2 separate regions of the Homo sapiens genome follow, and region 2 is linked to region 1. The links are chromatin loops, found by intact Hi-C in ENCODE. Cell type or tissue: heart left ventricle. All regions are shown on one strand. Each heading gives the region's core, and the rest is flanking DNA. Links, peaks and the distances in the headings are about the cores only.

Region 1 (8,350 bases), core at 1,428-5,427:
CAAGCCTGTCTTTTATGTAACAAGGGATCTGTTCTCTTACCCATCTTGCCTGATCCTACCATTTTCCCTCTGCATCTTATTCACAAATTTCTTAATAGAACTTTAGACAATTTGCAAAAATAGTATACTGAGTTCCTCAATGCCCTTTGCTCAGGTCCCCCAGTGATAACATGTTATCTAACCAAAGTCTGATGACCTAAACCAGAAACTAAATTCACCTATAGGCATTATTTGAATTTTTCTAGTTGTTTCACTAGTATCTTTTTTTTTTTCTCTCTGATTCAGAATTCACTCAAGAATTCTGCATTTTATTTAGTTGTCATGTCTCGGTAGTCTCCTATTTGGGACAATTTCTCAGTTTTTTTTTTTTTTTTTCTTTTTGGGCTTTTATAACCTTGACATTTTTAAAGAGTACTGGTCAATCACTCTGTGGAAGGTTTCTTAATTTGAATTATCTGGTATTTTCTGCTTACTAGATTGATGTCATGTATTTTTGTCAAGAGTACTGCAAAAGTGAAGTTGTGCCATTCTTGGTTCATCATATGAGGAGGTAATTGATGTTTTCATGTCTTTTTATGAATGATGTTTACTTTGATCATTTGTTTAAGGGAGATATCTGACAGGTCTTTCTCCTTCACAGTTACTGTATTAGATTTCTAGGGCTCCCATAACAAATTGCTACAGGCTGCATGGCTTAAAACAACAGAAAGTTATTGTCACAGTTCTGGAGGCTAGAAATCTGAGTCATGCTCCCTCTGAAGCCTCTAGGAGAGGATCTTTCCTTGTCTCTTTCAAGTTCTGGCAGCTGCAGGGATTTCTGGGCTTTTGGAGGCATAACTACAGTCTCTGTCTCCATGAACACATGACATCTTCCTGTGTGTCTGTCTCTTTGTCTCTTTTCTTTTAAGGATACCAGTCATATTGAATTAAGGGCCCACCCAACTCCAGTGTAGCCTCATCTTAATTTAACCAATTACATCTGCAAAGACCTTATTTCCAAATAAGATCACATTCTGGGTTCCAGAAATGGTATGAATTTTTTTGGGGGAGGACACCATCCAACTCAGTAAAGTTAATATTTCTCTTTTTCCAATTACTAAGTGCCATGCGGAGAGTGACACTAAAATTATGCAAATGTCCTTTTTCTCCTTATACTCTTGCCCATTTTAAAATCTAAATACAATTCTTGTCTGCATAATTATCACTCTGCTATTTGCAAAATGATGAGTTGTGATTTCCACCATTTTTCTACCTTTATCAATTGGAATTCTCTCATTAAAGGAACTGTCTCTTCTCTCCCACGTACTTGCTATTTTTTGTTTGTTTTTTCTTTTTTTATGTACTTTAAAAATTATTTATTTACATTAGTATGGACCCATAGATTCATATTTTATGGGTTATAATCTATTATTATAATAATAATTATTACAGTTATTAATTGGTAATAATTGTCCAAATTGTTAACATTGCTCAAATTGTCCCAGATTGCCCATTACCAGTTCCTGCAAGTTGGTTTTCATTTTTGATGTCTTGCCATGTGCTGATAGATGAAATTTTCCCTGGTGATTCTGCTCCTAATTTTGATATCTCTTTCTGAATTCCCATTGTGCTCTATAGTTAGTGCCACTTTTCAGCAATTAGTTTTGTTTACTTTTAATTTTATCTTATTTTGTCATTCTCTAGTCACACCTCTCAGACTAGACATGGTTTCTTATATTTCTTCAATTTCTCTTTACTCTCAGAATTAAGAATAAAATCTCAGGACTAAACACATAGTAGGTACTTGAATTATTCTAGCTTGTTGATTAGTCTACTAATTTATGAAATCACAATTTCTATTCACATAGCATCCCATATTCTATGGTTCTTTGTCTGGAATTTGATAACTGAATGTATAATGTTCCTTTCTGAATATAACAACATTCTACTTTCTTCTGGCCTAAATATCTAAGCACCTGGGTGTATTTGTATTAAATACTAAGTACTACTGACAATGCTTGCTTGGCTTGAAGCTTCCTACTAACTTTAATTAAATGCACCAGGCAGCTTTTTACTCATAGTCCCAAAGCCTTAATTATAAGAACATACCAGTACACAGAAACAATCAGTAGTTCCTTCCTGTGACAGGGTGGAGTAAGTGCATCTGGATAAATGTTTGCTGGAGGATTAAACTAAAGAGAGCCAATTCTCATCTAAATTTTTTGAGTAAATGTATTTGTGAACAGCTTTTGTCAACTTCATTTTAGATTCAATTTCTGGACACTAATACCAACAATAACTTGATTAAGGGGATTGTTTGCAAACCTACTGCATACCTGCCATGAAACTGCTGAAGAAATGAATAGCATCAATCAATATTGCTTCTGCTATGCAAGGTCAAGTTAAACCCTCGGTGTGCTTTTTATTGCACTTTTAGAACACTGAGTCCACCTAAATCAAAGATGTGCACACTGCAAAAATTTAGAACATTTTGTTTCTTTTAAGTCATTGACCTCTGCAAGAAAGTAGAAGCACATATGATTAGTAGAATTGAAGAGGATTACTTGTCACACATGGCTGCACATTTATCTGCATGGAATCATGGTTTCATATACTCTTGAAAATGTAACTAACATACTGTAACTTACTAGACAAGACTTCAGTGTGAGCAGGAGACTTTATTTACTTAGTTTTCTATATCTACACTTATCTTTTTTAGACAGTTACCATAAAATAAGTGTTTGAGACAAACATCACACTAAAAATGATCTGAAAATTATACTCATAATGATAATGCTTGAGGATATTGTGGAACGGAAGGATATTTGTAGGGTGAGAACTTGATGGATTGGGGTATGTGAGTTTGGGAGTCACAGTGTGGGGATCAAAGTTGTTCTGCTAAATGTAGTATTCTGAGGACAATCTGGGAGGCAGCAGATAGCCATCAACTACAGAATATCCTTTTTCTCCTTATACTTTTGTCCACTAATTGTAAAATCCAAATACGATTCTTGTCTGGGTAATTATCACTCTGCTGTTTGCAAAATGATGAGTGTGATTGAAATTTGCACTGGGGAAAAAGGATCAGGAGGGGACCCATGAAGGTCAAAACAAATAAACCCCGACCAACCAAACAAAAGATGTGGAGAACAGGAATATATGATATGGATTTTGAATTTGATTGCTGTGGGATATGCCATGTAGCTCCTATCCCATAACCAGCAGTTTTTTGGGCAAATTCTAAGACACAAATACTTGGCACAGTCAGAGTTTTGCTCATTTTGTTTCATGCAACTGTGATGTATGGAACTCATATTTGAAAGCAATTGTTCAAGAGGTAGAAGAGACCACAAGAAGGAAAGCTTTCCTCTTTCTACTTTACAATTGCCTTGTGTTTTTAAATTCTGAGGGTGTGAAATGGGCTATTGAGCTAATCTTACTTTGCTCCTGAGGAATAGTGAGGAAATGTGCTAGCTGATATTACATTCAAAATACAGAGTTAGGTGTTATTACTATCATCCTATTTTACACATAAAAGAAATGAAACTTAGAAAAATGGTGTGCAAATGGCTACATTTGAATCCAGGCTGTCTACCTCTAAAGCCATTCTGCTAACCTAATTTCTAGGGTTTAGAACACAGTAAGTTCTCAATAAGTGTGAATACAATTGTATGAGTAACAGGTTGAGGGACTCTTTTAAACAGAACATTTTGCTGCTGATAATAGGGGCAGGGTGGTGACAGGCACAAAGTCACAGTGCTCACTTTTAGCACAAATGAACTAATGTATGCCTCAGAAGAGTCCTATGCAGTGGTTGATGTAAAGGAACAAAGTAGCCTGCCAAGGTTCCAGGAGTTTCAGTGGTAAACCAGGGATCTGAATGCTCTGAATGCAGGCAGCCTGGCTCTAGAATCTGTGCTCTGAACTGTGTCCAATGTACCCTGACCTTCAGAAGAATGTTTACATTTGATGAAGAGGCACTAATCAACAGATGAGTTGCTATAATCATCCCAATAAATGCTCTAGTTAGTAGTCAAATAGAACTATCAATAGAAGAAAGTCTATTGGTGTCCCCTGGAGGGACACAAAAGTAAATTCCCCGAAGTTCAGGCAGACTTAGAGGCAGTATTCTTCATTCTATCCCTCCGTTTTGTAGAGTTCACCTCTCCCTGACTATGCTGGCTTCATTCATATTAAGATAATGAATCATGGTGATGTTGACTCCAGCTAGAATAATTATTCTCGACATGCCTTCATTTTTTAAAAGAGGCTGTGTTAGGAGAACCAGAGAACCACTCCAATTAAAGTCCAATTTTCTATCTTTCCAGCACTCTTCCTTAAACTGGAGAAGGGAGGAAAAAAGACCAAGTGCCCTGCCCTAGTTATTGAGGTGAATAAATCCCAGCTGTCAGAGAGCAAACCTCTTTTACTTTGGTTCCAAACCTCCATGGATGTATATTTCACCTGGTCTTTTTTTCCCTATCCTTAGCCTTATTTCCTCATGAGTGCATCAGCTCACACAAAGATTCTCTTTCAAATGAGGTGGCAGGTCCATGAGTTCCCTGTGGCTGTTCTCAATGATGACTTTCGCAATCAGGACATTGGTGAGGAGATCTACTATTCCTCCTTAATTCCAGCCTAGTCAAACTGTGCAAGGACTTGTTTGTAGAAAATAATAGACAATCACTGCTATAGAAAAAGATGGGTGGCTTTTAAGGAGTTGATTAACATCAAACCATATTGCTTAAAACAATTGTGGGAAGGGTGTTGGTAATGGTAAAAACATAAGCTGCCGATTCTTGCTTTGTCTTCTTTTACTTGGCTGCTGTCATAAGCAATAAAACTTTTGTGTGACTACTTGGCATTGCTGTAGGTGAGAACTAGAAAACTTGTGTCCCCTTCCTGTCTCTGCCCTTGATTTATCACCTAAGGAAAACATTAACCACAGTATGCCTCTTTTTCTTCCCTTTTCTAAGAAAACAAAAATGATATTACTTGGGCAGGTTTGGTGTACTTTTCCTATTGTGACCCAAACTGCTTTGCACACATGGGGCTCTAAATTGTCATATAAAACTGGAAAACAATGAGAGACTGGCCCTGATAGGGAGTTCTCTAAGTGACTGAATGAATTCAACACCTAAACTGGACTATTAAGATTGACTTTGGCCATTCCCAACAGATGGAAGCCTAGATCCTTTGAGAATAGGAGAGCTCTGAAATCATCTCTTCCATTCACTGCACAAATGGTATCAGCACACCTTTGTGCAGTCCATCTGGTCAACTCTTGGGCCTAAGCAACTCTTTATTTTCAGGGAGAAAGAGAAATACTAAAAGAACAAGCAGTTTGGAATAGATCACTCATTCATGTAACGTATAAACACATAAGTGAAACTGCCTACACAGATTCTGGTTGGATTAGAAAGTGATCATTGTGGAATGCTGTCACTTGAGAAATGCTGCTACATCTGTTCCTTTGATTTCAGGATGTTGTCCTTAGAATAGTTCACCTTAACCCAATTCTATGCTACGCAGGAATGATTTTTGTGTAGGTGCCAAGAGAAGGAGTACCACATACACATAGGGTGCAGAAAGGGGACACCACATGACTCTGCCTGTGCTTTTCTATCTTGTCTGCAAATGGCCATCACAACAGGTCATTCCATGTGTGGAATGGCAGGGCCTTACTGACTGGAGCAGCAGCAATAAAACTTTTAGCATACTTTGCTACCCCTGTTTTGTTTTGGTTTTCATATTTTATGAGAGGAGGACACAATCATTATTTTCTCATATTTTACAAATTTAAGTACAACTCAGTGACTACCCAGATCTTAGGTGGTTTTCTCGTCCCTCCTGACCTTTCTAGAAGCTCAAGGATTCAAAGCCAAGTTGTTTTCCACATAGTGAGATCAATAAATATTACTAGTGCAATGAGGTGTTCAGTCACTACACTACCTATTTAAACTCCCATTAGTTACAGTTTTAGTTGTTAAGCATCATTACATAAGCATTCTCTGGCCTCAGCATCTAACACTTCAAAGTCATGCAAATGCTGGTTCATGAATTCTGATAAATATCTACAAATAATTCTGGGTGTAGGACATCATGTTTTTCAATCAGAATAAGAACCTGTCAAGGATAGCTCATTGTAATTAGGTATAAATATTGAAAACTTTGGCAACTGGGAAAAACATATGCCAGTGTGCTTATTGGCAAGCCCTGTTGTAAATAATAGGGTATCTAGATGATGATCAGTACATAAAGTGTTGTTTGTAGTCCTTAGGAGCTATTGGTCAAAGATATTAGATGTGTCGACAAGTAATACATGAAGGCCCATATGAGTTAAGTGGTCAATGTGGAGGAGATCAAGAGGTTCAAGGCTGAGCTCTTGTCCATAAAAAAATGCATAATCTTAATAGTCCAAAGTGCAGCAACAATTTTGGAACCAAAAGACCAACAAGAGTTGAGGAGTTAGGTGCAGAGACAAGGAACCAGCAGAATGAGAACCATGATTTATATTGACCCAGGCAAAGGACCTTTAAGGTCTCTTATCAGAACAGAAGATACTCCCAAGTGGATTTGCCTCACAGCCTGCAAAGAGGTTGTATATCATCTTCTAGCAATCAATGCAGTCTCTGTTTCATTTATAGTAAACATGGGTGGATTATCTTCCTTTTGTAACCAGCTCCTTAGAAGCAATTTATTTAAGCTAAATTTTGTATTAGCCACAAGTTTTAATTCTAATTTTTCAGCATCTTAGCTTATAAACCAACTTTTATGCTATATATATATATGGACAACTAGATCCTATCATGTTTCACTTCTCCAAAACAGGATCAACATTTTCAAATAAACTCATGGAGATATGGAGCTGGAAGACAATTTAGGAACTCATTATATATGACAGACTTTGAGAAATTATTTATGTAGTACAATATAGAAATATCTTACAATACAGAAATAATCTAAATATTATAGATAAAAGTGATACTTTAGCTTTTATTGTGCAGATAAATTTGTCTCAGTTCTTTATTTCACTTTGTATGCAGAGACCAGCTTACTTTTTATGTGGTCAGATGGTATAAATTTCATTCTTTTAATCTGGTATCCTAAATCAATAATTTCTGCCTTTTAATAATTTCTTTTTTAATGGTGTTGTCTTTCAGAATTGAGGTAAATTTTTTGAAACTGTTTTATTAAAATCATAAAAGGAAAGAAGTAAGTGAATATATAGCAAACATCAATCTATGCAGGACAATTATCAAGAAAATAAATATAGCTGAATGTGAAGCGATCTTAGAAATGCCTTTATAAACCACAATATTGCCTCACATACATTTAATAGAAACCAGTTTTCTCTCATTATTATGTAATAATTATTATTACATAATCTCATTATTATGTAATAATTATTACATAATCTCATTATTATGTAATAATTATTATTACATAATCTCATTATTATGTAATCTCAATATTATGTAATATCCATGCAGTGCAAAAATATATACATGACTCTAAACTAAGTGTTATCGTGTCTAAAATCTGATAATATCAGGCTAATGCAGCATCTAATTCGAAGAAGGATTATTTCCCACAGATACATAAGTATGATCCTGTCCTGAGATGTACATAAGATTGTATCAGATAGGTGTACACAGTTAATATAGTGAATTATAATAAATGAATGGTTGCTATTTTATTAAATTGATAGACAAGACTTTTATTGGAATGACATAGTTTAACTTACAAAATTCCATCACTGGGAAAGTTTTAGGTTGACTTCATCTGAAAAGGGATTACAATTATTCAGTTTGTCAGAACTACCCTCTCCCAACGACAAACAAAAGGATTGGGCACTTGAATTAAGTTTAACTTCCAAAAGCTACCTAATAAATTATTAAAGTCTACTCTTAAAAGTGCTTCCATAGAATTGTGACTTTCAAAATATTGGTGAACATGGAAGAGGAAGGAAGCTTCAACAGCTTGAAAATACATAGTTGTTTCCCTTTTTAAATTTAGAGAATGAATAAAAAGGCTACGTGTAAAGACATATTGTATTAATCAACTAATAGTGATAGAGGCACAATGTGCCCTGGAAAATTATTCAAGATGCTGGGAACGACAGACTCTTCAACTTGAGTGAATACTTACATTTACATGAATCAAGAGACCTTGAGAGTTCCTTTTTTTTTTTTTTTTTAATTTTTTCTTAACAGGGAAGGCTCAAGTTAAAGCAGGAAAATAATCTACCCTTTCAAATTAAGGCTGAGAAGGAGATGTTATGGAGTCCTTCAGAACCAAATGAAACATTTAACACCCTGTATTGTTGATATAAAATTGTCTTTTACTTACTGTGGATATGGGAGGAGAG
Region 2 (8,350 bases), core at 2,097-6,096, 470 kb before region 1:
GGCTCGGAAATGCCTTCTCTTGCTGACTGGCCTGTCCCGCTGCCTGTCCTGTCCCTGGTCTGGGTGCCTGTTCCAATTTCAGAGCAAAGTTGTGATTGAGCTCGGGTGCTGTCACTATCCGGCCAGGTATGTACACACTTGGGACAGCCCTGACATACCAAGCCCCTGTTGCCTCAGCACCCTCCAGACTTTGGACACCAACAAACACTGGAGGGAGGCTTGGGAGAGGGACTAAGGGCAGCTTGGCATGGGTCCGTAGGCACCTCTTGGTGCAAATAGCCTGGGCATTGTGGGCACTGTAGACAGCAGGTTAATGGCAGCAGAAGGCAGACAGGCTTCTGGGCAGAAAGCAGTGGGTTCCAAGTGAAACCCCTGCTTCAGGCCAGGCATGGCCTGAGGCCTGGGGGCTGGGCTGCCAGTTCCACAGACTAGAGTGAGAACTTACAGTGCTTTTTCCAGACCTGCCTATGGCCACCCACAAACCAATCAATATTCACTTTCTCTCCTCTGAAGACCATAAAAACCCCAGACTCAGCCAGACTCAGGCAAACAATGGGACAGCCTGCCTGAAGAGAGGAGCTACCCACTGTGGTGTCCTCTGAGCTGTTCTGTCACTCAATAAAGCACCTCTTCACCTTGCTCACCCTCCACTTGTCCGCATACCTCATTCTTCCTGGACATGGGACAAGAACTTGGAACCTGCTGAATGGCAGGGCTGAAAGAGCTGTAACACGAACAGGGATAAAACATGCCCCTTGCTTGCCATGTTGCAGGCAACAAGAAGGAGAGAAGAAGAGAAGAGCTGCAGCCCTTCAGGGAGTCCAGACCCAGGAGCTCCCTGAGCCATGGCTGTGGCACCCTCTTAGGGGACCTGCGGTTCGTGGTGTCTCCAAGCTTCTAGGCACCACTGTGCTTCCTGGTGCCAGCCATGGAAGTTGTTTGTGATATGCCTGTTCCAGCCACACCCTCACAGGGAGCTGGCGCCCACTCTGGACCCCACACTTGCTTGCTCACACACCCACCGCTGCTCTATGCCTGGCTTGCCTTTGGCAAGTGTGGGAACCAAGTTGGTAGCATGAGCTGAGTGCAGCCTGCCAGGCCAAGTGGGCAGAACAAGCCCCATGGGCCCAAGCAAAACTCAGGCAAAGGTGCCACCTGCCACAGAGAGTTTTGGCCAGGAAAGCAACACCCGAAGGATCCTGTGACATCACCACTATTTTACTGAGGTCCAATCTCTGCAGTGAGGGTCAGGGTGTTCAATAACTTGCCTAAGGCCACAGAGCTAAGAAGCGAAGTCCCATTCTTCCTGTAAACCTTCTCTATCATTCCAGCTATGAGCAGAAAATGATTAAAAGTCAAAACTAAATGTTGCTGACTAGATTTTAACATAATTTATTTCATTTTCAAATGGGGAAAGTGAGGCTGAAAGAGGAAAATCTTATTTCTTTGACTCTTCATTGTAAACTCTCTGTTCTTCAATGCTGAATTAGACTACGACCCCTGAATTCACTGTGGAATTTTATGCCTCTCGCCCCACCACCCTCATTCTACTCTAAGGAGGAGTAGATGCTATGAATCAGTCCCTTCTAAGGACTAACAGTGGCTGAAGATTACACTATACTCTTTTAAAAATAAGTGAATAAAAGCACCTGTGCATGTATTGTGAAAATTTCAAAGGATCCCACAGGCAGGAGGGGAGATGAGGGTAGCCTGATTGCCTCTCTGGCTCTTTCCTGCATCCTTCTCTTCCACTCCTAGGGCTAAAAGTGCCAGGCTTGCACCCTCAGGAGAAGCCCAGGCCCCTTCTTGCAGGCTCTCCCATCCCTCTCACCTGCCAGCCCCATGCTGCCTAAGGCATTGCAGCCTGTCTCTTTCTAATTGGTTCCTTTTTCTCCTGCACTATATTCTGGATTTGCTTTCCCTCAAATCAGAGTGGTGAGACATACAATTTGGCTTTAGGTGAAATAGAGGAAGCCTTCTATGCTGTTAGGATTCTAGGGCACTTCAACCATCTAGCTTAGGTAAAGGCCTTCTCCTTGGGCCCAGCCTAGCTTCTCAGAGTTTACATAGGGTTTGGGGTGGAGGGGCAGAAAGTTAAAAAGAAAATATTGTTGACTTTGTGTTTTTTTTTTTTTTTTTCTGTGTGTTTGTGTGTGTATATACCCTTTAGGGACCTTTGAGGGAAAGGACTGGAGAGGCCAAGGCAGAATTTAGGTACCACTGTAGAGTCATTTCATTATCACCCCTTATTAACTCCCTGTATAGCCATTCCCTGCAAAGCCCTCCCTCTCATCTATGACCCTCCCCTGGCCTGAGTGAAGCCTGTCCAATGTGGAGGCTCAGCCCAGTTGTTCCCACCTCTGTAAGCATCTTTCAACCTGCCAGGCAGAAATAATCCCTTTGTCTTTGGAAGCCCACGAGGTCTGTTGACACAATAGAAACAGTGCTATAGCACTCACCACAGTGTACTGTAATGAGCTGTTTACTTATTTGTGTTTTTCACTACATATTGACCTCCTTAAGGAGCTTGACTTGATCTTATTTATCTCTAAGTTTCCACAGCTAAATAAATATTTGCTAAGTCAAATTGAATTCCCACCCCCAATTCATTGCAATATATCAGGTAGAGGGACGCCATAGAGTTCTTTGATTTTAAGGAAACCTTGATTGTAAAATGTACCTTAGATTTACTGTTTGGGGGGTCGATATGTTATTCAGTGTACTTGTGCACATGTGTACTAATGATGCACAAGAATTCCGGCTGAGAATTGAACTCTGGTTTGAACACTGGCTCTACCACTGACAAGCTCTGAGGCCCTGGGCAAGTGCCTTAATTTCTCTGTGCCTCAGTTTCCTCAATTGTAAAATGAAGCAGATGGATCTACCTCATACGGCTGGTTGTGAGGATTAAATGAGTTAACATATGTTGAGTATTTTGAGTGTATCCTAGCACACAGTAAATACTTTTTAACTGTTTGTACTGATATAATCAGAAACAGTAAAATGTAAATATATATACCTTAAATTCATATAAAATTTAATATTCTAAAAGCAGACTTTCACAAGTCTTAGTTCAGGACAGTTTCCATAGCAGTAGGTGCCTTCGTTATTGGCTGTTCTTTATCTGGGCACTTGAAGGGTTACTCTTTGTTCCATCCACTGGGACCTTGCATACTTTTCTTGTATTATCATCCTTTTTTCTTTTCATCAGTCTTGTTTTCACCTGAAGGGCTGGCCCAGTATCTTATATACTTTAAAATCAGCTGGCAGGGAGTCTAACAAACAGTAAGTACATAATAAAACAGTAAATGAACAAATGAATCACCAGTGGAACCCACACATAACACCTGGAATCAATGAATAGATAGTACATATTCGGATAACTGGAGTTACAGTCAACAAATTAACAAACCCTCACCTTCTTGTTCCACCTCTGACAGGCACATACTCATATTTTGGGGACAGACTTAAACAGGTACCAGATTATACATGCATTTTGTGCCCATTTTCCCTATTGCTGGCCTTATCTCTTATCTGAGCTGGAATGTGGACAATTTTCTCCATGCTCATCTTCATTATTGATCCAATCACACTTTTTTTCTCTGTTTCCCATCCTAAATTGCATTTCCTTACATGAGCCTTTGCCCTGCACATGACAACCTTTTACTTATTCAGAATTTTCAATTGACTGTTTATATTTTGATACTATATTCTTACTCATGTGTCCTGCTCTGTTAAGGTATGAAGTTTCCTACATTATTATTATTATTATGGTGGCATTATTATCGTGGCAGGAGTCCTTCATGTGCTACAACTGGAAACTATTTAATAAATGCTTTTGGATAAAATATTGACATTGGCTTGCGTGACTTGTTATTTGAGAGATAAAGAATATGGAAAAGGTAGCCAGTACAATTATTCAGCCTTCTATTTATTAAAAACCTATAAAGCCTGTGTGACAGGTATGATGCCAGGTGCTGACAGTCTAACTAGGGAGATAAGATGGAAAGGTATTAAAATATATCATTACTTGCAGTATTGTTGAACCCAGCATTGTAGGCCTTCAGCAAAGGGTCCATCCGTTGAGAAAGGCCAGAGTGTTCACAGTCAATTTTTGTGAAGAGAATGGAACTTGAGTGACCTTGAAGGACTAAAAGATTGAAGCTAGCGATGGGGAGGAAGTCAAGTATTCAAGCAGAGGAGTATGGCAGAGAGGCAGGAATGAGCATGCCGTATGAGGAAGTGAGACCAGTTTGACTGGAATGGAGACCAGGAATCTTCAAATGCTAGGCCCAGGCATTTGATGTAGACTAAAACAGGTTTCTCAGAGGAGAATGATGTAGTGGAATCAGTTAAGAGAAGATAATCTAACGAAATTTTGCAAATAGGATTGAAGAATAGAGGGCATTGCCTTGGGGAGGCCAGCTGGGAATCACATTGTGAATGAGTCGAGATGGCAGGATGGGAATGGAGAGAAGACAAGGACATGAAGATGTTTGGAAAGACATGCAGAGCCTAACAGATCATCCTTCTTGTGATTTGCTTGGAGTTCAGCATATGTTCTTGCCTGTGGGACTCCTGTGGTGGTTTTACTTCACGTTTCCCTATTTACCCCGGCCCCCATCTTACCCCATCCATCCTTTTGAACTATTCATATAGAGTACAGCCACACCACAGCATGACAGGTGGGGACCAAACATTCAGTCATGTAAAACACACATTACTGTCATTAGGTTGAGTGGTGATGCTGGTGCTAGGTGTTAATAAAATGACAGGAAAGACTCTGCAAAGCTGGCCAGTAGCCTAGGACTTAGGTGAATTTGTCCTTATTATAGCTATGCTTTGGCATAATGAATGGCAGCTGTCTGACACCCTTATTCTCTTAGCCAAATCCCTCCCCATTTTGAGCAAGAAAATCAGAACTGGAGGATGGGAGCCAACCAACCATCAATCCTCCCACCCCCAAATTCCCAAATGCACATCTTTACTATCTATCTTTGTGACATGAATTCTCCAGAAGATGAGTGAAGCTGCTGTGGTAAGGACCCTCAGCCTTCTCAGCCACACTTAGGAACTTGAAAAACATCATCACTGATGTTTCTTCCCTGTTCTCCTGCCATAACGGTTAGCCCTCATAGAAACTCATAGTATTCCATGTGGTTGTTTCATGGTAATCAATTTTCTCTCCCGAACTCAGTTCAGCTTCCTTTGAGGGCCTTCCATGTCTTATACTTTTCTTCCTGCCTGGCAGAAGTGCTCACTAAGCAGTGGTTGGAAGAACGAATGAATAAACGATCACTAGTAGCAGTGAAGAGCTCATAACAACAGTCTTTTTGATTGATTGCAATTTTTGAAGAACTAAAAGTAAGCATATTCACAAGTATGCAGATAAGGTTACTTGTAACACAGGATGAATATCCCTTATCTGAAATGTTTGGGACCAGAAGTATTTCAGATTTCTGATTTTTTTAGATGTTGGAATATTTGCATATACATAATGAGATATCTTGTGGAGGGGAACCAAGTCTAAAGATGATATTTATGTTTCATATACACCCTATACACACAACCTGAGGGTAATTTTATAAAATATTTAAAATAATTTTGTGCATGAGACAAAATTTGTGTTAAGCACTTGTGTGTGGAATTTTCCAATTGTGGTGTCATGTCATCCCTCAAAAAGTTTTGGATGCTCAACCTGTATGAGGTTAAGTGTAGCATAAGCATCAAATATAGTTATATGGACCTCAAGTTACAATAAATGGAGGAATAGCCAAGTCTCAGTCAAGAACCGTATGCTTTAAGGATCATCTACTGAGAACTTCTCACTTTTAAAATGAGGTCTAAAGGAAAGAGGTGACTTGTCCAAGATCCCATTTCTGGTGGAAGAGCCTGAAATAAAACTGAGAAAAGGCTATTTCTAAGTCTGCCCTCAGACTACTGCCTCTGGAGACTTATCCTTCAGGGACCCCTCCAGGAGATCCGTGGGTGCTGCCAGAGCTCTCCATGCCAAAACCTCTTGCTCCAAACTCTTTTGGCCAACAACTCTTCCAAAGTCTTGCCAGTTGATGAGTCAGAGAAAAAGAAGTGGCAGCAACAGAAGAAGAACTAAGAACGGAGGAAGGAGCTGGCCAGCAAATGTGGGACAAGGGCTGTGGGGAGACACTGGTGACAGTGGTGAGATGGGTCTGAGACTCAGGGCAGTGGAGACTCAGGCATCTGCTCTCAGAGTTTGGAGAGCTCCTTTCTGCTGCAGGAGCAGAAAAGAGATGCAAGTTTCCAGTGAACCAGATATTTCCAAAGAATATCTGCAAACCTACTCTGAGATTTTCGTTTAAAATACATTTGAACTGAGACATGATATAAACAGGGCATTTTGTGCCCTGAGTGTGGAGAGTCAGAGAAAATTATCCTCAGAGAAAGAAGAAAGAAGCAACCTCACAGAGCAGAGTAAAGGTGAGAAATGAATCATCTGAGCCGGGGCATAAAATATTAGCTCCTGACAGCTTTTCTGTCCCAGGCCTCAGTCCCCGTGTTCCTCCTTTTTTTATTTAAACAAATTTAAATGAGTTTTTGTTCCTTGCAATCAAATAGTTCCTGACTAATATCTGGAGTCATAAATTGCAATTCTTCACCTTCTGTCTCCTACCAACTTGAACACCTAATCCAAGAAAATAAAGACAAACAGAATAGCCAACAATTATGCAATAGTAATTAAACACTTTCATGCAATCCTAGTTTTGTTACTCATTTGTAAACTAGTCTGTGAGTCTAATCACCATTTGCAATATTATTTCTACATCAAAATGCATTTTGAGCTCCCAACATCCAAGTTAGTAATTTTAAAAACTAGCTTAAAGGTTAATTTCTGCGCACGCATGCATGCATGTGTGTGTGTGTGTGTTTGAAGTAACTTTGTCCATTTATAGATTAATGTTACAGTGCAAAAAACAAAATGGATTTTGGACTCTGTTGGCTGAATCACTAGTGACTGTAGGACTCTGGACAAGTCAATTCAATTTTTTGAACATCAGTTTGTTTCATTATTCCTAAAATGGGTTGGGGGCCATAATACTCTCACCTTTGGATTGTTTTGATGATTAATTGACTTAGTTCCCATTAATTGCTGGTGTTTGACACATAGCAGGCCTTCCATAGATGGTAATTCTTTCCTTTTTCTTTTTTGTCTTCTTTTTTTTTTTTCACCATGGTCAGATGAGTCCTATCCACTGATATAGTCCCTCAAACACACTAATTATTTGGTTTATTTTTGCTAAGCTGGAAGCAGATGAAAGTTGACTTTTGCATTACTGACAAGCCTCTTTCAAACTATGTTGTCTCCTATTATTTCACCAAACCCCTGGATTATTTCCTGATCTTGGGAAAAGAAGAGAGGGTTTTTTTTGTTTTGTTTTGTTTTGTTTAAGGCTATTGACTAAATGCAAATCCGAATTCAAAGAGTTACCAGTATAATTTATTTATTTTATTGAATGATAACTCTAGCATGTAGAACTAAGATCTTCAGGAAAGCAGCAGTGATGGCATCCTCTTAGATTCTCTTTATAGTCAGCTAGAGGGATCCTGATGCGATTTAGGTGTGATTTAGTTTGTCAGTGGATTAAACTTTGAACTCCATTGTAAACAAATCAGCTGACTCTCCCTGCAGGAATTTTGCTTTTATGAGCAAGACTTCATTTCAGAGCCCACTTTTTTTTCTTTTTTTTTTGAAAGAGTTACATAGCCTACAGCTTTCCTGGGTCACACTTATTGGTGTCTTCATATTTTAATTTTAATAAGGACATGAGTAAATTATAGAATCCCAGTTGACTATGTTTTGTTCTTTGGAGTGGAGATGAATTTCTCAAAGTTCTTCTCATCACTTATGCTGTGAATTATATCACTGAAGAAGTTGAGAATTACTATGCAGAGTGTAAGAGTATGAATTTAAGAAGAGATTGGAATATGTTTTAAGAGCTGATGCAAAATAATCAGTATGTAGAATATACAGGGAGAAACTTGGTGACTCAATGGGACAAGGGAGTCCACATGACTGATTCTTCAAGTCTAAAGCTCATAACCCTCTCTCTTCTGTATACATCATACCCAAATGTACATACTGTACATGTGTATTGGTTTGATAAATGTGCTTTTTAATAATGTTGCCTTTTAATTCACTGACAATAGATTTTTTCATGTGACAGTGCCACTAGGTGTTCATTTTAGGAAATCAGACCTCATCGTTTTACAAAAGAAATAATATTATCAACAGAAATAAGACTGAAAAACAATGACTAGACTAAGGAGAACTAAAACTTACTAAGCGCTCACTTTATGCTGGGTACTGTGCCAA

What was found. Hi-C counts contacts between places; a loop is a spot of excess contacts. Peaks named below come from ENCODE experiments on the same cell type or tissue, not always from the same donor. Only the 100,000 strongest peaks of a DNase experiment are listed, where the experiment ranks them.
Region 2: it touches region 1 in a loop (2.5-fold over the local background); 1 of 110 quality-filtered maps calls a loop at or near these places.

What each region holds. Positions count from the first base shown.
Region 1 is chr5:117,131,316-117,139,665 of GRCh38, forward strand. No RefSeq gene overlaps it. Among named protein-coding and RNA genes, the nearest start is that of LINC00992, 280 kb to the right of the region's middle. RefSeq lists an enhancer at 1-187. In heart left ventricle, for the core only: no CTCF peak of the experiment used is centred there; no DNase peak of the experiment used is centred there; H3K27ac peaks cover 740 bases.
Region 2 is chr5:116,660,933-116,669,282 of GRCh38, forward strand. No RefSeq gene overlaps it. Among named protein-coding and RNA genes, the nearest start is that of SEMA6A, 90 kb to the left of the region's middle. RefSeq lists an enhancer at 1-369. In heart left ventricle, for the core only: no CTCF peak of the experiment used is centred there; no DNase peak of the experiment used is centred there.